2 separate regions of the Homo sapiens genome follow, and region 1 is linked to region 2. The links are chromatin loops, found by intact Hi-C in ENCODE. Cell type or tissue: PC-3. All regions are shown on one strand. Each heading gives the region's core, and the rest is flanking DNA. Links, peaks and the distances in the headings are about the cores only. Region 1 overlaps ELAPOR2 (endosome-lysosome associated apoptosis and autophagy regulator family member 2). Region 2 overlaps ELAPOR2 (endosome-lysosome associated apoptosis and autophagy regulator family member 2).

What was found. Peaks named below come from ENCODE experiments on the same cell type or tissue, not always from the same donor. Only the 100,000 strongest peaks of a DNase experiment are listed, where the experiment ranks them.
Region 1: a loop joins it to region 2, with 4 times the contacts of the local background. A loop is called at or near these places in 5 of 110 quality-filtered maps.

The regions. Positions count from the first base shown.
Region 1 is chr7:87,035,958-87,041,341 of GRCh38, reverse strand. All of the region lies in intron 1 of ELAPOR2 (endosome-lysosome associated apoptosis and autophagy regulator family member 2), which reads left to right. Among named protein-coding and RNA genes, the nearest start is that of ELAPOR2, 21 kb to the left of the region's middle. In PC-3, for the core only: no CTCF peak of the experiment used is centred there; no DNase peak of the experiment used is centred there; H3K4me3 peaks cover 2,234 bases; H3K27ac peaks cover 672 bases.
Region 2 is chr7:86,929,460-86,934,843 of GRCh38, reverse strand. All of the region lies in intron 8 of ELAPOR2 (endosome-lysosome associated apoptosis and autophagy regulator family member 2), which reads left to right. Among named protein-coding and RNA genes, the nearest start is that of ELAPOR2, 130 kb to the left of the region's middle. In PC-3, for the core only: no CTCF peak of the experiment used is centred there; a DNase peak (open chromatin) is centred at 2,473; H3K27ac peaks cover 1,449 bases.

The DNA.
Region 1 (5,384 bases), core at 116-5,115, 110 kb before region 2:
TTTTCCTTCATTTCAACTTTGGTGAATCTGACAATTATGTGTCTTGGAGTTGCTCTTCTCGAGGAGTATCTTTGTGGCGTTCTCTGTATTTCCTGAATCTGAACGTTGGCCTGCCTTGCTAGATTGGGGAAGTTCTCCTGGATAACATCCTGCAACGTGTTTTCCAACTTGGTTCCATTCTGCCCATCCCTTTCAGGTACACCAATCAGACATAGATTTGGTCTTTTCACATAATCCCATATTTCTTGGAGGCTTTGCTCATTTCTTTTTATTCTTTTTTCTCTAAACTTCCCTTCTCCCTTCATTTCATTCATTTCATCTTCCATCGCTGATACCCTTTCTTCCAGTTGATCGCATCGGCTCCTGAGGCTTCTCCATTCTTCACGTAGTTCTTGAGCCTTGGTTTTCAGCTCCATCAGCTCCTTTAAGCACTTCTCTGTATTGGTTATTCTAGTTATACATTCTTCTAAATTTTTTTCAAAGTTTTCAACTTCTTTGCCTTTGGTTTGAATGTCCTCCCGTAGCTCAGAGTAATTTGATTGTCTGAAGCCTTCTTCTCTCAACTCGTCAAAGTCATTCTCCATCCAGCTTTGTTCCGTTGCTGGTGAGGAACTGCGTTCCTTTGGAGGAGGAGAGGCGCTCTGCTTTTTAGAGTTTCCAGCTGTTCTGTTCTGTTTTTTCCCCTCTTTGTGGTTTTATCTACTTTTGGTCTTTGATGATGGTGATGTACAGATGGGTTTTTGGTGTGGATGTCCTTTCTGTTTGTTAGTTTTCCTTCTAACAGACAGGACCCTCAGCTGCAGGTCTGTTGGAATACCCTGCAGTGTGAGGTGTCAGTGTGCCCCTGCTGGGGGGTGCCTCCCAGTTAGGTTGCTCGGGGGTCAGGGACCCACTTGAGGAGGCAGTCTGCCCATTCTCAGATCTCCAGCTGCGTGCTGGGAGAACCACTGCTCTCTTCAAAGCTGTCAGACAGGGACATTTAAGTCTGCAGAGGTTACTGCTGTCTTTTTGTTTGTCTGTGCCCTGCCCCCAGAGGTGGAGCCTGCAGAGGCAGGCAGGCCTCCTTGAGCTGTGGTGGGCTCCACCCAGTTCGAGCTTTCCGGCTGCTTTGTTTACCTAAGCAAGCCTGGGCAATGGCGGGCGCCTCTCCCCCAGCCTCGCTGCCGCCTTGCAGTTTGATCTCAGACTGCTGTGCTAGCAATCAGCGAGACTCCGTGGGCGTAGGACCCTCCGAGCCAGGTGCGGGATATAATCTTGTGGTGCGCCGTGTTTTAAGCCCGTCGGAAAAGCGCAGTATTCGAGTGGGAGTGACCCGATTTTCCAGGTGCCGTCCGTCACCCCTTTCTTTGACTAGGAAAGGGAACTCCCTGACCCCTTGCGCTTCCCGAGTGAGGCAATGCCTCACCCTGCTTTGGCTCGTGCACGGTGCGCGCACCCACTGACCTGCGCCCTCTGTCTGGCACTCCCTAGTGAGATGAACCCGGTACCTCAGATGGAAATGCAGAAATCACCCGTCTTCTGCGTCGCTCACGCTGGGAGCTGTAGACCAGAGCTGTTCCTATTCGGCCATCTTGGCTCCTCCCTCGGTATGTTCCTTCTATACCTAGTTTTTAAATTTTTTTTTATCATAAAGGGATGTTGAAATTTATTAAATGCTTTTTCAGCATCAATTGAAATGATCTTGTAGCTTTTATCCTTCATTCTGTTGATCCAATGTATCACATTGATTTATTTGCGTATGTTGAATTATCCTTGCATCCCAGGGATAAATCTCACTTGGTCATGATGAATGATCCTTCTAATGTGTTGTTGAATTCATTTTGCTAGTATTTTGTTGAGGATTTTTACATCAGTATTCGTCAGAGATATTGGCCTGTAGTTTTTTTTATTATGTGTCTTTGTCTGGTTTTGGTATCAGGGTAATATTAGCCTTGTAGAATGAGTTTGGAAGTATTCTCTCCTCTTGGGTTTTCAGAATAGCTTGAGTTGGACCGAGATTAGTTCTTCTTGAAATGTTTGGTAGGATTCAGCAGTGAAGCCATTGGGTCCCAGGCTTTTCTTTACTGGGAGACTTTTTATTGTGGCTTTGATTTCATTGGTATTGGTCTGTTCAGGTTTTGGACTTCTTCCTGGTTTAGTCTCGGTAGGTTGTATGAGTCTAGGAATTAGTCCACTTCTTTTAGGTTTTCCAGTTGGTTGGCGTATAGTTACTCATAGTAGCCTCTAATGATCCTTTGCATTTCTGCAGTATCAGTTGTAATGTCTTCTTTTTCATTTCTGATTTTATTTATTTGTATCTTCTTTTTTTCTTAGTCTAGCTAAAGTTTTGTCAATTTTGTTTAACTTTTCAAAAAACTAACTTTTTGTTTCATTGATCGTTTGTATTTTCTTCATTTCATTTATTTCTGTGATTTTTATTATTTTCTATTAATTTTGGGTTTGGTTTGCTCTTGCTTTTCTGGTTCATTAAGATACATCATTAGATTGTTTATTTAAAGTTTTTTTTCTTTTTTGATGTAGACACTTATAGCTATAAACTTCCCTCTTAATACTGCTTTTGTTGTATCCCATAAGTTTTGGTATGTTGTGTTTCCATTACCATTTGTTTCAAGGAATTTTTCAATTTTCTTCTCAATTTCTTCATTGACCCACTGGTCATTCAGGAGCATATTGTTTAATTTTCATGTATTTGTATAGTTTCCAAAATTGCTCTTATTATTAATTTCTAGTTTTATTCCACTGTGGCCAGAGAAGCTGCTTGATATTGTTTCAGTCTTTTGAATGTATTAAGACTTATTTTGTGACCTAACATGTGCATTTCTTTAATCACTCATGAAGGTCAATATTTTTCGTGTCACTTAGCTTTTTGTATTTCACTTTTTGTGAGATTTCCTATTTAGGTGTTTGCATCGTTATGTATACAAGCTTTTAGTATAATAAGGATAATATATATTTCCCTAGACTTTTTCTTATCTGTGTGTTTTGAGATATGTAATATCCAGAGAAAGCAATTATTTAGTCCCTAAAAAGGTATATGGAATTACCTCCCTTAACATATCAAACTGTAATACATCTTAATTTCCAAAAAGAATGTTTGGTACATAATACCTTATTAAATCATTACAATATATGAAGGCTTTCAGGTGTTTGAGAAAAATATGGAAGCAGCTACAAAGTGACCAAGAATTCTTGCACTTGGATTGGTATTCTTGGTTCTAAGAGTGTGTTTTAGATATTTCATGACTATTCATTCTCTGTTACTTCTTTTTCAGTTGCCATTCATATGTTTATTAGCTCATCTAGCATGTATCTCACAGGAAAAAATTATAGGATAGTCTATGATGATAGTACAGATGGGTTAAGTGCTGTGATGGAGTCATTCACAGGGCTGTATAGAAGCACAGAGAAGAGGCAACTAAATCAGACTAAAGAAACTCTGGTGTCAGAGCAAGTGATGTTTCAGCTGAGTTTGGAAGGATTTATAGTAGTGCTTTACAGGATGCACAGAGACCACCACATCTCAGTCAAAGAAAATAACATGTATAACATCAAAGAGGAATTAAATAATATTATAATTTCAAGGGCCAACTTGAAGGGCACGTGGGTGGTGGTGGCAGAAGTGTCAGAGACTGAAGGTCTTGCGAGGCAAGCTATGAAGCGCTATTAACATCAAATTAGAAAGATTATTCTGTTGGCAAATGAAGGAACATAAAAGGGAAATCACATTGGACGCAGGAAGATCAGTTAGGAGACTCTTGCCTCTCTCACGGGGAGAAAATAACTAACAGAACTAAACACATGACAGTATGAATGGAGAGGGAGAGAATAGATGGATTTTACAGCTATTAAAGACATCTTATTTTCAGGAGTCTGCAACCGAGTGATACATTTCAGTCTACCATGACTTATAAGTTTTTGGTCTGAGTAGATGCTGCTGTCTTTTATTGAGATAAAAAAATTGAGAGAAGGAAAAGGAGGAGGTGGTGGTGGGGGCGGGAAATAGGATGAGTTCAGCATTGGACATCCTGAGTTTATAGTACCCTGGGCACACACAAACAGTGCTCTCCTGAAGACAGGTGGATGTACAGGAGTGCAGCTGAGAGACAACTTGGGAGCCATGAGTACATAAGAGGTAATTGAAGCCATTGATGTTGATGAGGTCACTTAGGCTCTGAGCATATAGCAAGAGCACTGTGTTGAGGAGAGTGCTTAGGGAAACAACAGCATTTAAGAAGCAAGCAGAGTGAGAAGCATTTGAGGATGAAACTGAGAAGGTACAGCCAGTAGAGAAGGATTAGCATTAGCACAGAAGCAGACTGGAGGTTGATGGGAAGGAGACCCGTAAATCTGGAGTATGATATAGGCAGGGTGATTTTTAATATTCAGGGTGTTTTCTTATTTTAATTTTTCAACTTTTAGATTGGGGTACATTTGTACGTTTGTTATCTGGGCATATTGTATGATGCTGAGGTTTGGGATATGAATGATCCCATCACCCAGGTACTGACCATAGTACCCAACAGTTTTTCAACCCTTGCCCCTGCTTTTCCCTTTCCTTTCTAATAGTCTGTAGTGTCTATTGTTGCCATCTTTAATTCCATGAGTACCCAATGTTTAGCTGCCATTTATAAGTAAGAACATACGGTATTTGGTTTTCTGTTCCAGTGTTACTTTGCTTAGGAAAATAGCCTCCAGCTACATCCATGTTTATGCAAAATACATGATTTTGTTGTTTTTTATGGCTCTATAGTATTCCATGGGGTATATGTACCACATTTTCTTTATCTAATCCACCAATGATGGTCACCTAGCTTGCTTCCATGACTTTGCTATTGTGAATAGTTCAGCAAACCCTTTTTAAAGATAGGGTCTCCTTGTCACTCAGGCTGGAGTGCAGTGGTACAATAACAGCTCACATAGTTTTGACCTCCCAGAGCTCCAGTGATCCTCCAACCTCAGCCTCCCGAGTAGTTGGGACTACAGGCACATGCTTCCATGCCTTGCTAATTTTTGTATTATTATTATTATTTTGTATAGACAGGGTTTCACCCTGTTGCCCAGGCTGGTCTTGAACTCCTGGTCTCAAGTAATCATCCCACCTCAGCCTCCCAAAGTACTGGGATTGCAGGTGTGAGGCACCATGCTTGGCCTACAGTGAGACATTTGAATTGTCATATCATTATTGACAAAATGCATAGTATATGATGAATGACGGAATATTAGGCAGATTCCTGGCTATTTGAACAAATGTATACTAAGATTATTAATGTATGTGATGCTAAACTGAAAGAACATCTCCAATGCAATACTTTTGTGCTTAATATCTAATTTCTGTCCTTTTACTGTTTTACTATTACCATTTTAAATAATACTTGGGTTTTGAG
Region 2 (5,384 bases), core at 251-5,250:
CGAGGAAGGAAAGACCATGAGTACAGTTTTGACCAAGTTGTGAGATGGGGCAAGAGGAGATATTGGAAGGGCCATTATGTACATCAGTCTGGAGCTCAGTAGAGCATCTGGGCTAGCTATGTGAATCTGAGAATTATAGCAAATAGCTGGCAATTAAAGCCTTGGGGTTGGGTAAAAGTTTGCAGGGAGATCATAGAGTGGGCTTAGAAGTAAGCTAATGCTAGGAGAGATGAACAGGGATGGTGCCTGAGGAAAATGGCTGGAGAAGTGGGAGAAACCAAGGGAGTTACTGCCATAGAGTATTTGCAGAAATTAGAGTGGTTAAGAAGGCTGATACTCCTGAACAGTCACCCTAGATGAGGGCTGAAAAGTATCCATTGGATTTGGCAACATTGAATTAAATGGTGGCTTTAAAGAGCCATTTTAAAACATGGAAACCAGGTTGAATTGGGTGAAGAGATACAAGGATTTAAATCTTCTAATGTATACAGTAAGGCATTCTCTCACCAGATATTTGTGGGGCTTACTACATATCAAGTTGTGTAAGGCACTATACAGATGCAGAGAAGTAAACAAACATGGAGAATTACTAGGTATTCTTGGCCCATGCTTAGGTTATGAAAGTCTCAAGGAGACAACACATTTTTATATGACATTGTTCCCGGTGGTAAATAAATGAGGTTTCCTAAATGTGGCTTACTTGAATTAAAGCTTAGTATATGCAAAACAGAGATGTATAACATAGATAAATTAAAGAATATTCACTTCTCAATAAACATTCACTACAAAATTATCTTAAGTACTGAGTTGAAATTTTTATGTATGTTTTGTTTAAAACAATTAGTGCCCACTTCTTACATAAAATGAGGTACACTTATATAGGTGCACACAAGCACATATACAAATTCAGTGTTTGATGTTTGAACTCAAAAGAATACTGATCAGGGATTTTACCAACAAACCTAGTCCCCTAGAAGATGGAATCTTTCCCTGTTGAGTGTCATGAAACAAATACATGAAGCTGAAAGTGAATGTCAAGCAATGCAAGCTTTATTCGAGGGTCATGGAATTGAGAAGTGGGAGCATGGCTCAAAAATCAATTTCTCTATTAGTGAGGGGTGAGGGAGTTAAAATATAGGATTTCTCTAATGAAGGGGTTGGACATGAAAAGCAAGGGGAGGAATATTTATGTGTTTTCCAGAAATCGGCGGTAAACATCCTGGAACTAGAGTGCTGCCTTCCTTTTTGTCCTTTTATGGCTTCTTTGGGCCATTGTCATGGCCATTGTCATGGCACTGGTGGGAGTGCCACTTAGTATGGAAATAAAATTGTGAGATTATAACGAAACCTGAGATCCTTAAAGTCATTTGGTCATCTATCTTGGTTCTAACCAGTCTCAGCTGGTCTGGTTACAAAGGGAACTTTTTATCACAGGCATCCTGTTTCTTAAAGATAAGCAGAATTAGGGCAGGGTGGAAATTCAGCTATATTATGTAGGTAACAGTGACACTGGGCAAGAGTTAAGAGAAGATGTGTTTTAATGTTAGCAGGATATTTGACAGAGCATCTCATGATTTCCTTATGGATAAGATAAAGAATTGTAGACTAAATGATATGGTTAAGTGGATATATGACTAATTGAAGAATCATACATAAAATGTTTGATTTGATAAATCAATATCAACTTGGAGTATAGTATTGTATATATATATATTTGATATATTTATATACATATTTGCCATAGGAATATAAATATAGCAAGTCATTTATACATACTGTAACTCACACAAAGAAGAATATAAGTCAGATGAGTTATTTTCAACATTTTATTTAAAAATGATTAACTTCATAAAGACATTAAGAATATGTATATCAATTTGTGAATCAATAAAGATAAAAATGATATAATTAAGATTCAGAAAGACTCCAGTGTGTTTGAACAATGAGCTCAAATTAGTAAAATCAAAATTTATTTGTGTGAAAGAAACTCTCAGATATAAAAGCACTGAGAAAAGAGAAAATAATTACTTGCAAAGAAGATTTCCAGGGAAATCCAAGCTTTAAAAGACCTAACTCACCAAATAAAAAATGCGACAGCTATTTAAAGTGGGGAAAATCCTTCCCCCACAAGAATACAAAGAATAGTTTTCAATTAAGCTGTTCATGGTTAAAAACAGTAAGTTTCTCATTTGTTTATCATATCCACAAAAGTTGTCTCATATCCACTACAAAAGGGAGTGGAGAAAAGGTTGTTTTTGTTTGGGAGCTAGTAAACAGAAAAGACTTAAGATTTTATTTATTTTGGGTATTACACTGAGGCAGAGTAACCTGTGCAGTGTTTGTCTCCCCCCGCCACCCTCCTATTGTGGGACATGATTCACATGTTTCCTTTCAATGGGTGCTTGGGGATGATTATACATTCTCTAGTAATGAATTTTAAAAATATGTTTCAGAAATTGGATGGGAGCCCTGACTCAAACCAATGTAAAACTGAGGAATGGAGAGGGGAGGAGGCAGGAGCCTGTTGACTCATTTAACTGGGAAGTCAATATAGAACAAATTATTTTAAGATGTTCTCTTGCTGTGTAATGCTAATATTCTTGGCTCAATTTGATTTCCTTCTCAGGCAAGCCCTTTCCGGTGTTGCAAGATGCTCACTGTAATCTCCACCCAAGCCACTAGTATCCTCACAGCTCTTGATACTACAAACACTGACTGAAGCTTCGGAAAAGACTCTGATTGGCCTTGCTTGAATCATGAGCCCATAGCCAACCAATAATTCTCTCCAGGAGTGTTGGATACTTTGATTGGATGTCTTAGTTCACCTGCAAATTCCTGTAGCTGGGGAGGCCAAACTGTAATTCTCAGTTCCTTTCAGCATCACACAGATCAGTTCCCAAAGAGAAAAAGATGGTTACAGTTACCAGAATAAAAAGAGAATGATTTTTCACAGGTTCATAGAAATCATATGCTCTTAAATATCATAAATAGGTCTGGCAAGATTGTCTTGGTATACTGAGAATTTTCATGGAAATTTGCACATACCTTCTTGATACTTACATAGTGATTATAGATTAAAAGATCACTTTATCATAAATACTTAATCATTTCCATTACCAGATTCTCAGCTTCCTGTATACAGGGACTGGTTCTTACTCATTAAAAAAAAAATCTCTAAGCCTAGTATAGTACCTAGCACATAGAAGGTAGTGAAACGTCTGTTGAATTAGTGAGACTTAGTAAATGAATGAGTAATTATCACATTTTGAGTGCTGTGTTCTGTCTTTGGCATACGGTATGAGAAAATTTTGACAAAAGGGGAAGAATCTAGAGGACAGAGGCCAGGATATTTTGTATAAAGTATGATTGAAATATTTTTTTCAGGTAGAAGGAAAGACAGCAAAGGATGGAAAATCATGATCATCTTTGTGATGTTTTCTACTTGTCTTACAGAGATTTGATATCTTTCCTTTGGGCACTCATGGCATTTTGTGTTTCTTTTGGAGAAGATGATGATGAGACAGTAACGGTAGTGTTAATACCACAAGCAGCTATCATTTCCATATTTGTGAACGTACTCTCTTCATATGTGCATGTGTGTGTATATATATGTGTATACATATTCAAACATTGCCTCTAATTTCTTTCAACATTTGTGTAATTTAGACATTCCTGTACCCAGTTTTCAGATAAGAAAACTGAGGCTTAATGAGGTTAAGTAACTTCCCCATGATCATAGCTAGTCATCGCTAGTCTTAGGTCTGGAATTCTAACTCAAATAGTCTGTTTCAAAATGTAGTGCTTTGTATCCCCTTCATGTTTTTCAGTTTTTACGTTATAGTAGCTGTGAACCTGTCTTATCACTATTAGACTACAACCTTTTTCAGAGCAGTTTGCCTAATTCTTGAATCTCCCATGGTACTTTGTCCTGTGCATAGTAGGTACTCAGTGAGAATTTCCTTAATAGGGTATTTCAAGTATTTGAAGGGAAATTTTAGAAAAGAAGAACTCTGGTGAACTTAGAGAAGGTAAATTCCAGTGGGATGTAGTGATGTTCTAACAAACAGAGCTGCCCAATACTGGAATGACATGTTTTTTCAATTAGGGAACTTTCTGCTGATGCTCAAAGAGTGCCTGGTAGGGAGGATGTTTTAAAAGGGAGCCTTCTTCGAAGGAGGCATTAGGCTATACAACTTCTTCATCTCTGAAGAGGTGAACTGCGGATCACAGAGATTTTGCTAGTGGCTTGATATTCAAATGTCTTATATTTTATTTGCCTTTTAATGACCTTCAGTGTTGCAAATTATTCCAAATGCTCAATGTCTGTAACACAGTACTTCTAAATTATATAGCAGGACAAAGATATAGAGGATATTAAAAATAGGGTATAAAGGGATTCAGTTTTTAGATCTGCCTTTCTGTGCACAGGATTTAAGCAAGTCAAATGTACTTAGAGCTTATGTTTCTTAATTGGGAAGATGGGAGAACATGGAATGTCTCAGAGACTAGGGATTTCTGAATTTGTTTAAAATAAAATTTTTCTAATAGTCTGTTTTTAACACTTTTTTTAAAGCAGCTTTATTGAGATATAGTTCTCATACCATATCATTCATTCATTCATTCAATGAGTATAATTCAGTGTTTTCAGTATAGTCACCACAATTTAATTTTAGAACATTTTCTTGATTAAAGCCCTGAACTGCCAGTAAAATGTTAAATTTCCATGGTGTCTTCCACATAAAGGCAGAAGATGGTCAAAGCTGTTAAGTATTTAGGGGATATGTTAGTCTGTTCTCACACTCCTATAAAGAAGTACCTGAGACCAGATAACTTATAAATGAAAGAAGTTTAATTGGCTCACGATTCTGTAGGCTGTACAGGAAACGTGGCTGAGAAGACCTCAGGAAACTTATAATCATGGTAAAAGGGGAAGCAGGCATGTCTTAAATGGCCAGAGCAGGAGGAAGAGAGAGAAGGGGGAGGTGCCACACACTTTTAAACCAGATCTCATGAGAACTCACTATCACAAGAACAGCAAGGGGGAAATCTGCCCCCATGACCTAATCACCTCCCACCAGGCCTTACCTCCAACACTGGGGATTACAATTCAACATAAGACTTGCATGGGGACAGAAATCTAAAACATATCAGAGGAGAAGGAGGTAAACACATGGGAAAAGAGAAAAGCAGCAAAGCCGTCATAGAAAAGGAAGGTAGGTGAATGCTGATATGTATTTGGGCAGGCTGACGACCTACTTAACACAACTGTACATGTTGAGCATGGCTTTGAAGGAGGAGTCAGATACAAGTTGGCAGCATGGTGTGGGTAATTCCAAGAGAGACAAATGATGAGTGCCCAGTGGCTTGCAACTGGAAAAGATCAA